Regions from separate parts of the Homo sapiens genome. Here region 1 is linked to region 2. A link is an interaction called in ENCODE POLR2A ChIA-PET data of the cell type or tissue named here. Cell type or tissue: GM12878. All regions are shown on one strand.

Region 1 (8,000 bases), 480 kb before region 2:
GGTTAGCAGCCAGGTAGGTTGACTCTCCAGTAGGATTTTCACACACCTGCTTTTAGAAAAAAAAATTACTACTTATAATGGATTATGGGGTTACAGTAAACAGTGAAAACCAGTAATATCAAATCCATAAATGTTAGGAAGATTGGAACTTGTAATTAAAAAAGACTTTATTTTTGATTATTTTAACTTATTATGATGATTTCACTAGAGAAGTTAACTGAATTTGTAGATTAAGATATCAACCAGCACTCCAACACAATGTTTTCTTGAGGGAGATAAATCTCAAAGATACTTTCACCTTAGAAATTGATATAAGTAGATTTTTATCCTCTCCATCTGTATAGTTTTAGAGAGAGTCTAGATTACCTTATTTGAACTGTGAATGAAGAAAAAAAAACTTTCCTGTACTTACTTGCCTTTGGTGCAAAATCAACATTGGAATGTTGATAATGACTAAAGTGAGTCTTAACTTTTCCCTTTTCCTTTTCCCTGTACTTGTCTTTGCTGTAGTTTTTACCACATTGTATTATGATATTGGTGACTTTTTTCAGTTGAACATAAATTTTTTGAATACCAAATATCATCTTTGTCTATGTATCCTCAAGTCTAGTTAAGAGCTTGACACCTAGAAGCTGCTTCACATTTTTTCTTTGCATTAAATACAGTAGAAGCAATGCATATGTGGAGAATTAAACTCCATATGGCAGCACCTGACATTCATGCATTACTAAGAAATTTTCTCAAGGAGTTTGGGAGTTGAGGATATAATATTCCTCACTGAGAATTGAACTGGAAAATAAAACCATCATGAAAGAACAGAGTGGGACAGGCTATCAAGACCTGATGGCACTTTAGTAGTATTAATGAAAAACAAAAAGAAAAGAACATGTATATTCGTAAAGGACCTGTGATTAAGGATGAAAAAGACTTTGGTCATTGGAGAAACACAGAAAAAGTAGAGGAGTTGGGCCAAATGTGGTTATTGAAGCTATTATACTTAATGAATCCAAACACTTTCTTTTATGGTGAAAGTAAGTGGCCCCTCTAACTGGCAGACATGACTTGCCCAGTCTCCTTAGCAGGTATAGCTTTTTGTTGAGATAGATAAAACTCATTATAAGAACCTAATTCTGGGGCCAGGCTCAGTGGCTCATACCTATAATCCTAGCACTTTGGGAGGCCGAGGCGGGCGGATCACCTGAGGCCAAGAGTTCGAGACCAGCCTGGCCAATATTGTGTAACTCTGTCTCTATTTTCTTTTTTTCTTAAAAAAGAACGTAATGCTCTGAATATTCAAGTCATATAGTAAACTTTCCCATGGTGGAATTTCATGGTCACTAAGAAATCTTCTAATTATAATGTGATGCTTGTTTTTTGTTTTTGTTTTTGTTTTTGAGACGGTGTCTCGCTCTTGTTACCCAGGCTGGAGTGCAATGGTGCGATCTCTGCTCACTGCAACCTCTGCCTCCCGAGTTCAAGCGATTCTCCTGCCTCAGCCTTCCAAGTAGCTGGAATTACAGGTGCCCACCAGCTCGCCCAGCTAATTTTGTGTATTTTTAGTAGAGACTGGGTTTCACCATGTTGGCCAGGCTGGTCTGGAACTCCTGGCCTCAGGTGATCTACATGCCGCGGCCTCCCAAAGTGCTGGGATTACAGGCATGAGCCACTGCACCGAGCCCAATGTGACTTCTTATATAGCCAGTTTACAGTCAGAGGATGCACTAGCTGGAAGAGAAGCATTGTATTCCCTTGGCAATAATTGCTCTTATGTATACCAATAAGCTGGTTTATGAGTTTGGTTAGTGAGAATTCATCTTTAAAAGATGGGAAAATGTTTGGTAAGCAGCCAAAAGAAGCTTCTAAGTTTTCAGGGTTGAAACCTACACATTGAACCCTTCCAAATTCAGCTTGTTTGTGGTACAATCAGCTAACCATTCCCCAGGTGACACCTATGGTGTCATTTGTTGTCAACTTGTGTGTTACCTATTATAGACATTTATTTTCTTTCTTGTATATCTTTTGGTGCTATCTTGCTTAATATGCATATTATTAGTAGGTTGACCATTCATTCATCTTGGTATACCTAAGACTGTCCTGGTTTATGCCTCATGAGCTGGTACAATTATTAATGGCATCCTTTTTCATTTTCAGAAGTGCATTTTGCATAACATATCATACAGGCTCCACAATAATTTGTAACTTGTCTTTATGTCTTGGAGTACTTCACTGTGATAAATGCACTCTTCATCCTAACCAAGTGCATATTTTTAACCCATTTAAATTTAATTATCAGCTACAGTGAAATATCATTAATGGGTTATATGCCCCTTTCATGTCAGGTATAAGAAAGAAAGATGTGAGGTTGTAGCCTCTAGAATTCCAGAATGTTGTGGATATGAAACATTGAGGATCCTATGGTTTGGAATGGAAACTAAATTGACCTCAGATGCCAAGGGAATAATTTTGTTTGAAATTCACCTGGGAGCTACACTTAGCTACGGGGTTATTTAGGGAAGAACTATTTCAGTATGAGCATGAATTCCTTTTGCAGCAAATTGTACAACTCCCATTCTGTTCTTCTATGAGATTTCTCAGTAATCACACTACCAATTTTTTTCTTAAAAAAACCAGGGATGTTGAAGGAAGCCCCAGCATTCTTCTGTACATGCAAACTAAGTTGTATCAGTCAGAAAAGGCGACCTGATGTGGCCACCAACAGTATGGCTAGGATACGGTTGTAGTCAAGGGTGTGACAACAGCAAAGACGCTTATCGCGGAAACTTTGACCCTGTATTAACAATTTTCACCTTCTAGATCCTTGGGCAAAACATACGGCCTTTTGAGAGGCTCAAGCAGTGTTGAATAAGAATACTTTCACTTAGAGCGAAAACCTTAACTCTCTCCAGAGTTAAATTATGGAAAGTTCAGTGTGTGTGAGTTTGTGTGTGTTGGGGGCTGGAGAGGAGAGAGAAAGACAGAGACAGAGAGAGAGAGAGAATGAATTCTGAAGGATTAGAGGCATGGAATTTATTGTCACAAGTTAAAATATGGTAAAAGAAGGGTTGTTGGAAAAATGAGAATGTTCTTTTGATGTTCTTTTTGTTTAGCCCCCCATTTGAGAGCTGAAATAAATGAAACCACAGGTTTAAGAGATTACCTAAAATCCAGTAGCAAATTAACCACAATTCCTAGTGACATGTTTTCAGTTTCATTTGCGCCTAAACTCATAGATTAAAGGTTTTGACCTGTAAAGAACCTAAAAATTAATTAACTACTTGACTAAGGTCACATTGTTGGCCAATCCAGAACTAAAACTCATGTCAATTGATCATTCAGCATATATAACAGCTTTCAACAAATATTAATGGAGTGCTCAGTATGTACTACACATTGTGCTTGAGGATATGGAAATAAACTAATTACTATACATTCAAGATCCTATCACTCAAAGATGTTATGTTCTCTCAGGGAAACAGATATCAATTAATTAACTATATAACTATTTGCTAGAAATTTTGGTAAATGTCACAAGAACAATGAACAGCATTTTACAACAAAGGGGCCAGATCTAGTCTGGGATTTAAGAGAAACTCAGAAAACGTCTAGCAGGAAGTGATATCTGAGCTACGTGCTGAGGAATAATCTAGCAAAGGATGTAGGCTGAGGAAATAACATGACTGAGGATGCTAAGGTGGTAAGAAACATGGTTTCTAACTCCTGGAGGTGAAAATGTGCCTATCCCTTTTCATGAAAACTAAAGAAGTTTTGAAGGTTGAGGCAAAAACCAAGGATTCCTTGAAGTTGTTCAAATACTTTCCTGCAATCTCCCTAATTGACTTGCCAGTTGTGGGATCTACAAAAGGATGTCTTTGTCTTATTGAAATATTCACATATTAGTAAATATTTGTATGTATACCTCCCTACTTAAAAAATAAAGTGGAAACATACCATATACATCATTTTGTACCTTTCCTTTTTCATTTAACAGTACATTTTGGAGATTAAAAAATTGTCTCATAGCAGCACCTATAGCTCTACCTCATTTTTAAAAAGTGTGCATTGGATTTTACTGTACTATCATCATTAATGTAACCATTTCACAAGTTCCTGGAAGTTTAGGTTGTTTCCAATCTTTCGTTATTACAAACTAGAGCAGTGAACATCCTAATCATGTTATTGTCCATATAAGCAATTGGTGGCAGTTGTTGGTAAAATGTCTTGGAAGTGAAGTTACTGAGTCAACGATGTGTTTTTCATTTAGAAAGAAATTGTAAAATTACTGCTCAAAGAGTACACATCTTTAAAAAAATCCCAACAAAAGTAAGATAATGCCTTTCTTAAACTCTCTTCATAAATCTGTACTATTACATTCCTCTTTTTAACCAGTATCATAAGTTGGTTTTCATTTATTTAAAGCTTATTGGAAAAGTTAGAATTATAGGAGTAGTAGGCATATACACTCACATACAAGGCAAAACCTATATTGGTGCCTAACTTTATTATACATGAGATTGGGCCAGAAATGGGAAAAGACAGGTATTTACCATGAATTTTTATTATTGTTCTTTCTACATAAGATTGCTAACTTTTAGAACATAAACTGTATAATTATAAGCCATAACCTCTTCCATTTTGTAAAATTAATACTCTGTACAATCAGGATTAAGAGACAGCCACATTTGAGCCATAAGTGAATTTAATACTGCTTTTCAACACAAAGAAATGGTTTCCAAATATTTGTATTAGTTCGTTGTAGGTACAGTATACATTTTATGGGTGGTCTGACTAATGCCACTTTGTAAACCCTGTATAATAGTCATTACTAAACAAACTTCAGTTATTTTTAAGTAAATCATATTTCGAACAATTATTCCAACAAGTTTAAGCCTTAAGTAAATCATCTTTTGAACAATTCTTCCAACAAAGCTTGTCAGAATTTTGTATAAACTGATAAAAAGTACAATATTTTACAAATTTTTTTAAAAATCAGTGCCACTAAATATTTTTCACCTGTAATTTTTTAACCCATTAAGGAAAGTAGGAATAAAATCTATTTTAGTCACTTTTACATAGAAAATAGCAGGATATATATATATAGTTTTGAAAAATTATATGCCGAAAGTAATATTTTTAAACAAATGATAAATATTCATAATGGAGGTAATGTTTGTATGCACATACTGTAATTTAATGAGTAAAGCAGTTTCTGCCTGGTATTTAGTTTAGATGTTCAAATCTGGGGCACTTATACTTTATTCTGCAAGCATTTTCCCTACCTGGTGATAGGTACAACACTTTCTAAGAAGAATGTTTATGGTGATTTTAAGGTATAGGTTTTATATTTTTGCAGAGATGGTCATGGATCTAAGTATGAATAACAGTTTTGATATCAGATCTAAGAGTAAAATGTAATTTATATTTGGATTTACTCCATTACATAAATCCCCTGTTCCACCCAGCCTCAATGGATACTGGCTAGTTCTCAAATAGTTTTTTTTTTTTTTTTGAGAAATGCTTGTTTAGTATAAGATTAAATAGCTTCTCTGATCATACTAGAATGGCAAATACGTATCTGTTTATTAAAACAAAACCTTTATCCACTCAGCTGTTTTCCTCTTTGCTGTTAGAAAATGCCACCTTTCTAAAAGAGATTATAAAATAGTAAAAAAGGAGTAGGGTTTCAGGGTATGGTTTGGAGGTTATCATTTTCTAGAATCCATCCAAAGTGTTTGGTTAGAAATGATTTGAACTGCTTGAGTAGTGATTTGATGGTAGGCAGTATGGCCGTATCTCCACGGTATAAGAAGACTATTCTCCAGGCTTGATCTTCATGAACTGTCTATGCTCAGAGACTCCAGACTGAAATCTGCATAGCATAGATTTCTTTATATAACAGCTCAAGAGCTTGGGCTATGGATCAGAGCATGAGTTTGCTTTCTAGCTTTTGTCTGTTTTTTCATTTGTTAATTGAGGATAGCAGCCAAGTTCATTTGGTAGGAATATTCAAGAAGGTAATGAATTTATATTATGTTTGTCAGTGCCTAGCACATTGTAGACACTCAACCAAATAATAATCATTATGAATCACATTTTTCAGTAACCTAATAATATCAGTTATTCACATCAGAAAAACTTGTGAAATACTTCATTTTACTGATTGAGAAATATTTCAGTTCCATCTGAATACATTTTGGGCTTCCATAACTAAACTGAAAAGTATATTTTATTAGAATGTTTCATAATCTCAATGAATGTCAAGTAACCTTTCAGTTTTATCATCTCAGGAAAAACAAAAGAACATAATTGAAAATTATAGCTTTAAAATGTAATTTTCCACAAAAAAAAGAGAAAAAAACACGTGTTAAAATTATAAAGACATATGTAATGCACTATATTATTCTCAGAAATTGACATTATTATATGTGTTTCTGTAATTTGAAAATATTAGAACTTAGAAAGAAAAATTTCCGATTGTTACAATGCTGTCATTTTGATAATAAAATTATGATTTTAAATACATTATTTCTCAAGTGTAATTCAATAGAGGGAGCTCCACTGCTTCCCTTTTATGAGCACTGTAGGATGCTTCCATTTATTATGATTTTCCAATGACCTCTAATTTAATAGTGAACATTATTAAAAACCTATAATTTTAATATTAAGGATATTTTGGAAAGTGAATAGTATCCTCTTTCTATTCATATAATTCAAAAAATGCTTCCACAAATAATATGTGTTTTAAAGCCCCAGTTCTTAGTTCTTTGTACCTTTTGCATAATAACTCACTAGACATGATTAAAGTAGGTATACTCTTGAGAAACATACTTTAATACACCAAGGCATCAAAAGAGAAAAAAGTTCATTTCTAGTGATAAAATAATGCATGTTTTCATATTAATTTTGTGGTAGCTATTAAGTTAAAACTGTTATATATTTGAATAGTAGACAAAATCTTTTAAAATTACTCTGCCTAGATTTTTAACCAAATGGTTACAGATTTCCACATGGAAATGGTCTTCTTCCTTTTTTATTTTCTCATATATTCCCTTGATTTAGGTAATCCCAAATTGTATTTTCAAGCTAAATTGATATTCATCATCTTATCTATTATTACTTTACCTTTTAATTTTGTTATGATGAAAGAAGTTGTTGGGTTGATTTTGTTCAAAAATTTATAATTTTGTCAAAAATCCACTAACATGGTTAAAAAATTTAAATGGTTTCAATTTTATAAGACATCTCCTAAGATGTTTCTACATAAGGGAGTTATCCACTCTGTGTGTGACCCTGACAATTCATTTACCTTTTATGAGGTTCATTTTTCTCATGGAAGTATTGTACCATGTGATTTCTTCACAGCTCAAAAATTCTAAGATTCAAAACTATATTTTGATTTAGAAGAAGAATATGCACGCGCACTTGTATGTTTGAGTCAGTGTTGAGCAATAATTTTACCTGAAGTCTAATTAAGGAAAAAAAATTCAATGATGGGCCTCATTTTTAAATTTGAAATGGAAATGATTTTATTACATTCTATAGAAAATTGTATAATATCACACATTAGACCTCCTAATTTATTACTAAAATTATATCAGTAAATGAAATCGTCCAATTCTCTGGTATATTTAAGAATTGTCAACACAGAAACAGATTTAAAAATCTCATATTGAAATTAGATTATCTGTCACGACGGCCATACTGGGAAAGGAGCTTTGTGATAAAGGCCTGTGGGTTCTTCATCACAGTTTTAACAAATCACAATTTAAAATACCTTTTAAAGTAAGTGCCCATTTTATTGTGCTTACTTTCCATTATAGATCAGAGTTTGAGAATATGGTGTCTGTAGCCAAATTGTTTAGTTTTGAAACCTGTGTCTCCTTTCTCCAGTTTCCCAGTTGGGTGGCATTGGGGAAGTTGCTTAAACCCTCTTCTGTCCTAATCTATGCAATGGGAATAATAGCACCTATCTTGTAGGATAGCTGTGAAAGTTAAATGAATTA
Region 2 (8,000 bases):
GGTTTTACTTGTTATGGGTATTTGGCCAGTATTCATAGAAAATTTAGAGTTCACATACCTCCATAACTGAATTTTCTATTTTACAACCCTATGAGGCCAGTTTTTCTGACCTGAAAGAAATATTAGAGGTTTCTTAAAGGTTTTCCTATGTCAGAAAACTAAATACAGAGAGGTTAAGAGTCTCACACTAAAATTTAACTAACATGTTAAGACACTATATATTTTCATTAATATTGGTTTTCCAATTTGGAAATCTAAATAAACTATCACTATCATGAATATTCCATATATATTTAAAATAGCCCAGAAATGGAAAACTCTATCATTTTCCTTATTTTGTTTAAGATAGATCCTGAAATTTAACATTAGAATGGCCAAACAATAAACTTGAATGAGGATATCTAAATGAAGAATCCTGGCTATAAAATTAGGATTTGGTTGATGTCAATTCAGTCTTTGCCAGCCCAGTTCAGTTTCTCACTTAAGTCAAAATACACAGATGGAAGTTACATCTCCCACCCACATCTACCACATCCGCAGATTCAATCAAACTATGTCTTTAAAACACTTGTCTCCAATACCAAATTCTGGTGTGGATGTGGAGCACCAAGAACTGTCATTCGTTGCTGGTGGGAATGAAAAAGGGTAGAGCCACTTTGGAACCAGTCAAGGGGTTTCTTACAAACTTTCTTGAAAGTTTCTTATGTGCTTTCTAAACTTATGCATACCCTGAAAATCTAGCAATCTTGCTAGGTATTTTACCCAAATGAGTTAAAAGCCTAAATCCACATGAATACCTACACACAAATATTTATTGCAACTTTATACATGATTACCCAAAAAATGGAAGCAACCGAGATGTACTTCAAGGTGTGAGTGAAAAACCAAACTGTGATGCAACCACACAATGGAGTATTATTCAGTGGCATAAAGAAATGAGCTACCAAGTTATGAAAAGACATGGAGGAACCTAAAATGCAAATTGTTAGGTGACAGAAGCCAATCTGAAAAAGTTACATATTGTGTGAGTCCAACTATGTAACACTGTGGAGAAGGCAAAACTGCACAGACAGTAAAAAGATCAGCGGTTGCCATGGGTTCAGGGGGGGAAGTGAGACAGTAAGTAGATCACGGGGCATTTTTAGGGCAGTGAAACAATTCTATATAACACTGTAATGGTGGATATATTACATTATGCATTTATGGAGCATAGAACAGCACAACACAAAAAGTGGACCCTAATGTAAACTCTAGGCTTTAGTTAATAATAATGTATCAACAATAGTTTATCAACTATAACACACTACACCAATGCAAGATGTGAACAGGAGAAACTGCTTGGGCAGAGGAGATTTATGGGAACTGTAATTTCTGAATAATTTTCCTGTAAACCTAAAATGACTCTGAAAATGAAGTCTATTAAAACATTGAGAATACTGTCTCATGAACTAGCTACTATCATAAGTAAATTCACATAAAGCTATTAATGTTAAAAGCAAATACAGTCATGAACCCCGTAATGACATTTCAGTCAAGGACATTTCAGTTAATGACAGACTGCATTTATGTTAGTGCTTTCATAAGATTATAATGGAACTGAAAAATTCCTATCACCTAGTGATGTCATAGTCATCACAAGGTCATAGTGCAACATATTACATGTTTGTGGTGATGCTGGTGTAAACAAATCTACTGTGCCACCAGTCACATAAAAGCATAGCACATACAATTATGCATAACACATACTTGATAATGATATTATAATAAGTGACTATATTACTAGTTGATGTATTTACTATACTATAAACTTTTTAACATTATTTTATAGGGTATTCCTTCTACTTATTAAAAAACAGCTAACAGTAAAAGGGCCTCAGGCAGGCCCTTCAGGAGGTATTCCTGAAGGCACTATTATCACAGATGATAGCTCCATGCATGTTATTGCTCCATGCTAAAATGCAAATTGTTAGGTGAAAGAAGCCAATCTGAAAAAGTTACATATTGTGTGACCTTCCAGTGGAATAAGATGTGGAGGTGGAAGACAATAATATTGATGATCCTGACACTGTGCAGGCCTAGGCTAATGTGTGTGTTTGTGTCTTAGTTTTTAAAAAGTTTATAAAATTTTTTTTAAAACTTAATTTTTTAACATTTTTTAAAGCTTATAGGGTAATATAGAAAGAAAATATTTTTGTTAAGCTAATTGTTAATACCAGAGTCAAAAAGTTAAAAAAAATTAAAAGTTTATCAAGTTTAAATGTGACAGTAGGCTGTTCATATTGGAAAAGAAATTTTTTTTATAAATTTAGTGTAGCCTAAGTGTACAATGTTTCTGAAGTCTGCAGTAGTGTACAGTAACAGTCCTAGGCCTTCACATTCACTCACCGTTCACTCACTCACTTCCAGTCTGGCAAGCTCCATGCATGTTATACAGGTTATTACAGGTTATCCATTTTTATCTTTTATACAGTATTTTTTTTTTTGTCCAGGCTGGAGTGCAATGGCACAATCTCAGCTCACCACAACCTCCACCTCCTGGGTTCAAGCGATTCTCCTGCCTCAGCCTCCCGAGTAGCTGGGATTACAGGCGTGTGCCACCACGCCGGGCTAATTTTGTATTTTTAGTAGAGACAGGGTTTCTCCATGTTGGTCAGGCTGGTCTCGAACTCCCGACCTCAAGTGATCCGCCCACCTCAGCCTCTCAAAGTGCTGGGATTACAGGCATGACCCACCACGCCCGGCCTTTTATACAGTATTTTTACCATACCTTTTCTATGTTTAGGTATATTTAGATACACACATACTTACCATTGTGTTACAACTGCCCACAGTATTCAGTACAGTAACATACTGTATAGATTTGCAGCCTAGGAGCAATAGGCTACATCATACAGCCTAGGTGTGCGGTAGGTAATACCATCTAGCTCTGTGTAAGTACACTCTATCATGTCCACACAACAATGAAATTGTCTAAAAATGCATTTCTTGTAAAGTATCCCCATCGTTAAGTACCACATGACTATATACAAAGCGACTCACATTTACCCCAAAACAATTACATGGTGACGTTTAGGTTAACTATTAAGTAAAAAGCAACATAAATGACCTTTACACCAAAACATCTGAAATATTCTTCTTACCTGTCCTGTGACTGTTCTTCATACATTCTCTCCTTGCCTTCTTTAAAGAGTCTTATTGCCCGTTTTGACTTTTTCATAAGGCTATCAATGTAGATTTTAAAGTACTCATTCTCACTGAGTTGGGCAAGTTTCTGGTTGTCATCATATTTACTCAATATAAGTCGTAAATGCTGATATGTATCAGGCAAAATATCAAGTATATATGGTGGGCTATTTTTCAACTGAAGTTTGGGATTTTGGCACAGTCTTACCTAAAAACAAAGATAAAAATAAAATAAGTCATAATATTTTATTTCACAGAAAAATTAAAAAGTTAGAGAACCATGTCCTATTTCTTCATTTTTCCATAATATAAATAATGATCTTAACTTACTATCTCCAATTTATTAACTGATAGTCACGTTTGTCATAATATAAATAAATCCTATTCTGTTCTCCTACCATTCAATCTTTTCTATATCATATCCTTATTTTGAACCTCTAAAGTTTAATTCTAAGATACCTCATTGTGCATAGCTTAAAAGAACTCCAGTATGCTAATCACTGTATATCACTGATAGTCTTTTTTTTTAAATAAAAATGAGGAAATGGGCCTTCTCTGTTGACAACCAATGTCTCACATTTATATGTTATTTTACTACACTGAATTCCCAGCTGTTGCTGTCTCATAGTTTGTTAATTAGCGTTTTGGTGTACTGTTCTGAACCCCGAGGACAATAAAACAAAGAGGTGCAATTTGAATAACTGAGTTATTAAGTAGTAAATGTGTGTCAGGTCAGAACCAGTCTTTTCCACCTCCCCATACTGTCTACCACGCCTATAAACATGTGGCATATAACGGTTCAGTCATCCCATCACAGGTGCTGCCCAACCACTGGGGCGTTCAGGGGCTGCCTGCAGAACTGAAAGTACCTTCTGCCGGCCAGAGAAGGTAGTAATCCAACTAATGTATTCACTTCTACATGTTCATGTGATTTAGCCAAGAGTAAGTTAGTCCACCACATTCTTATCCCTCCAGAAAGGGCATAATCAACTCTTTACATAAATAACTTTCAAATGAAATAATTGAGAATTGCACAGTAGCATTATATAGTGTAATGGGACAGCACTCTTACAAAAGGTTAAATGTTCACATAAAGATCATAAAGATACATGGCTCTCTTCTAAGGCCCTCGTTGTATTTTTTTTTTTTGTCAAATTGTCAAGAGTATATCTTATTTTATTTTATTGTTTTTTTAAGACGGAGTCTCATTCTGTCACCCAGGCTGGAGTGTAGTGACACGATCTCAGCTCACTGCAACCTCTGCCTCCCGGGTTCAAGTGATTCTCCTGCCTCAGCCTCCCAAGTAGCTGGGATTACAGGTGCCTGCCACCGCACCTGGCTAATTTTTATATTTTTAGTAGAGACGGGATTTCACCATCTTTGTCAGGCTGGTCTCGAACTCCTGACCTTGTGATCCACCCGCCTCGGCCTCCCAAAGTGCTGGGATTACAGGTGTGCGCCACCGTACCCGGCCTAAGAGTATAATATCTTAAACATAATTGGCTAAAGCCTCCTGTTGGGTGGCACTGGAGTGGCTGTGGGTATTTTTGGAATCTGGCTAATGGAAATTTGAATTGAAGACACATTTACTTTGGGTTTAATGGAAGGTATATGTGAGGCATACAGTCACTCCTGTAAAATGGTTTAATTACTGTCAGCAATCCCAATGAAACTGAAATAAGGCAGGCAAAGAAAGAATATACTATTAATATATGATCTCATTTTCACATGCAAAATCTTAAAAGAAGGAGTTAAGCAACAAAGAAACAGAGAGTAGAACAGTGGGTGGGCCCCAGGGATGGGGAGGGGAAGAAATGGAGAGAAGAAGGTCAAAGAGTACAAATTTGAAGTTATGTAGGATAATTAATACTGGAGATCTAATGTACAGCATGAGGCCTATAGCTAATAATACTGTATTCTGAAAATTTGCTAAGAGAACAGAGTTTAAATGGTCTTACCACAGAAAGGTAATTATGGAAGGTGAAGGATATGTTAATTTATTTGATGTAGTAACCATTTCACTATGTGTATATATATCAAAGCATCATGTTATACACCTTAAATAAATACAATATTTTTTAAATCTGTAATAGAACTTTTTTTAAAAGATGGTTTTAGAAATACCTGAGGTGCCCACAATGCTGACTAGCCTACCATGGGAACAGTGAAATCCAATTCAAATCTGGCAATTTGAATGTGTTTCATGACACCCAAAACTGGAAGTATATGCGGTAACGGAAGATAATCAAAGTATAAAATGTACAGAGCCAAAAACTAGTCTAGATTATTTCTCTAATCACTTGTAGATATACCGGCTTTTTAAAAACTATAGTGCTTTGTGGATTTTTCTCATTCTAAAAAAAATTCACTTTCATAAACAATTTGATGTTTGTACTTTCGTATTCTTTATATTTAGAAAGATTCTTTCAAATCATATAAGTTTCAGGGGACATAAAACATGGATCTGCCTCTGGGCACCCATAAAAGTGCCTGGGACAAATAAACAATCGAACTATAATAACTTCAAGCATAACGAACACAATAAATCAAGGAACTAACAAATTTAAAGGGTACTCTTATACACACTATCACACTTACTTTCTTAAAGAAATTGGCCAGGCGCAGTGGCTCACACCTGTAACCCCAGCACTTTGGGAGGCCGAGACAGGCAGATCATGAGGTCAGGAGTTCGAGACCAGCCTGGCCAACATGGTGAAACCCTGTCTCTACTAAAAATACAAAAAGTAGCTGGGTGTGGTGGCAGGTGCCTGTAATCCCAGCTACTAAGGAGGCTGAGGCAGGAGAATCACTTGAACCCGGGAGGCAGAGGTTGCAGTGAGCTGAGATCACATCACTGCACTCAGCCTGGACAAGAAAGCAAGACTCCATCTCAAAAAAAAAAAAAAAAAAAAGAAAAGGAAAAAAAAAAGAAATCACTGGGGATCAGGGTTTTTTTCAGAGGGAGTAGATGGAGAGAAAAATCTGGTTCAAATTTCCAACCATCAGCCTCTAATTTAAGATGTTTTTCACATTAACCCAGGGCATGATCTTATATTCTTCCTCTTTGTAAACAATGCCTTAAAGCAGAATTGCTGAGTACATAACCAACAAATTAATGGATTGGTTGACTGCTATTTTTTTTTCACAAATAGTTTGATTGTATTATTTCCTTTATTTTTACAATTGAACTCTAAAGTATCAAGTATTCAAATTAATAATCCAAAGGTATAGGCTTAGTTAAAAAGTAATAATAGTATTTTTATCTCCAAGAAAGTCCTTGGAAAGGTAAGATGTCATCTCATTTACTAAATAACAGCAAATCTTTACAAAGTATAGTGAAAATGGCTGACAGAGCTTTTTTTACCCCCTTTTTAATACGTGATACGTTAGTATAATCAGAGTTCATTCTGCCCTAAAGATTAAGTCCCAAATATGCCAATTATTTAACAAATCCTGCTTGAAAAAGAATATGGTTTTTAAATTATTTAAACCAAAAATACTATCACAAGTATACATAAATACCAAGAATATTGCCACCAACATTCTACAGCAGGCATAGTTTAATGTCAGCAACATAAAACTTGGTGTAACATGTCACAGACTGATACATTATTTTCTTCTAGTTTGGGGACCAGGTAGCTTCAAATTCATTTCCTCTACTAGAGAACTTTTTAACTGATACATACAAAATTTCTGTCAGGTATTTTTTTTCCAGACATTCCACATAAATATTCTTTGACAGAAACGTTTATGTTTTACAAATATTTAATTCACTATTCTTTATCTGAACTTTTTTCTCATTTGCTTTATTTAAAACTGTAATTCCATGTGGGAATTTATTGCTTTATCAGGTGGAAATTGCTTGAACTACTATATGCCAGGTACTGAGCTTAGAGCTAGGAAATTATAGATGACTAGAACATACTTCCTGATTCAAAGAGATGCAAAGAGTCTGGCAGAAGAGACGTAGTTCTCTATAATTAACTTAAGAGCAATGTAATTCTTGCTCTAAGGGATCTTAGTAAAGATTCCACCCAATCCATTCATTTCCAGATTTAAAAAAACTAAGAACTAGAAAGATTAAGGGACCATTAAAATATCATTAATCCAATACAAGAGCTTGTATCTTCTGAATCTCGGGCTGATCTTTCTAACTGTATCACAATTTAATTAAAATTAGGCATATAATTAATGATCCCTGCTAAACTCATTTACATTTTTATTTTATTCCATTTGCAAATTTACGTAAACTTCAGGACCCATTTGTTAATTCAACAAACATTTATGTGGCAGGCATTGTTTCAGGCTCTAGGGAACACAGAAAGGAATAAATCACACACCTGCCCTCAAGCAGCTGCCTAGTGGGAAAGACTGGTGGCTTAGGAAAAGAATTACAGGAGAATTTAGTGCTATGATGGAGGCAAGTACAAACTGCTACAGGAGAAAAGCAGCAGCTCACTCATCTCCACATAAGAGTGTCAGGAAATACATACTTAAATTTGCCAAAAGGAGTATTCTAGGCAAAGGAGTGTGCTAAGGCTTAAGAGACACCAGAGAGCAAGCATGTTAAGAGAGAAGTAAATGCAGTTATTCTAAAAGATCAGAGCATAGGAAGGAAGGCTGTGAGTGAGTAGTACGAGAGATCTGAAATAGGCCAGAGTCAGTTCATCAAGGCCCTGTAGGCTAAACTGTTTTCTAAATTTGCACTTGGGAAAGTGCAACATACAATGCTGAACTACGGTATGCCACTGGGTGCGCAGTTCATCAGTTGGATTACTATTAAACCCTGTGATTTATGACAGCTTCTGCCAAAAATG

What was found. Peaks named below come from ENCODE experiments on the same cell type or tissue, not always from the same donor. Only the 100,000 strongest peaks of a DNase experiment are listed, where the experiment ranks them.
Region 1: POLR2A ChIA-PET joins it to region 2 with 5 read pairs; 4 of 35 experiments call an interaction of 5 or more read pairs at or near these places.

What each region holds. Positions count from the first base shown.
Region 1 is chr3:105,373,140-105,381,139 of GRCh38, forward strand. All of the region lies in intron 1 of ALCAM (activated leukocyte cell adhesion molecule), which reads left to right. Among named protein-coding and RNA genes, the nearest start is that of ALCAM, 10 kb to the left of the region's middle. In GM12878, no CTCF peak of the experiment used is centred here; no DNase peak of the experiment used is centred here; H3K4me3 peaks cover 400 bases; H3K27ac peaks cover 603 bases.
Region 2 is chr3:105,850,274-105,858,273 of GRCh38, forward strand. It overlaps CBLB (Cbl proto-oncogene B), which reads right to left. Exons shown (of 19, transcript NM_170662.5): 3 at 3,141-3,391. Among named protein-coding and RNA genes, the nearest start is that of CBLB, 15 kb to the right of the region's middle. In GM12878, no CTCF peak of the experiment used is centred here; a DNase peak (open chromatin) is centred at 3,938; H3K27ac peaks cover 622 bases.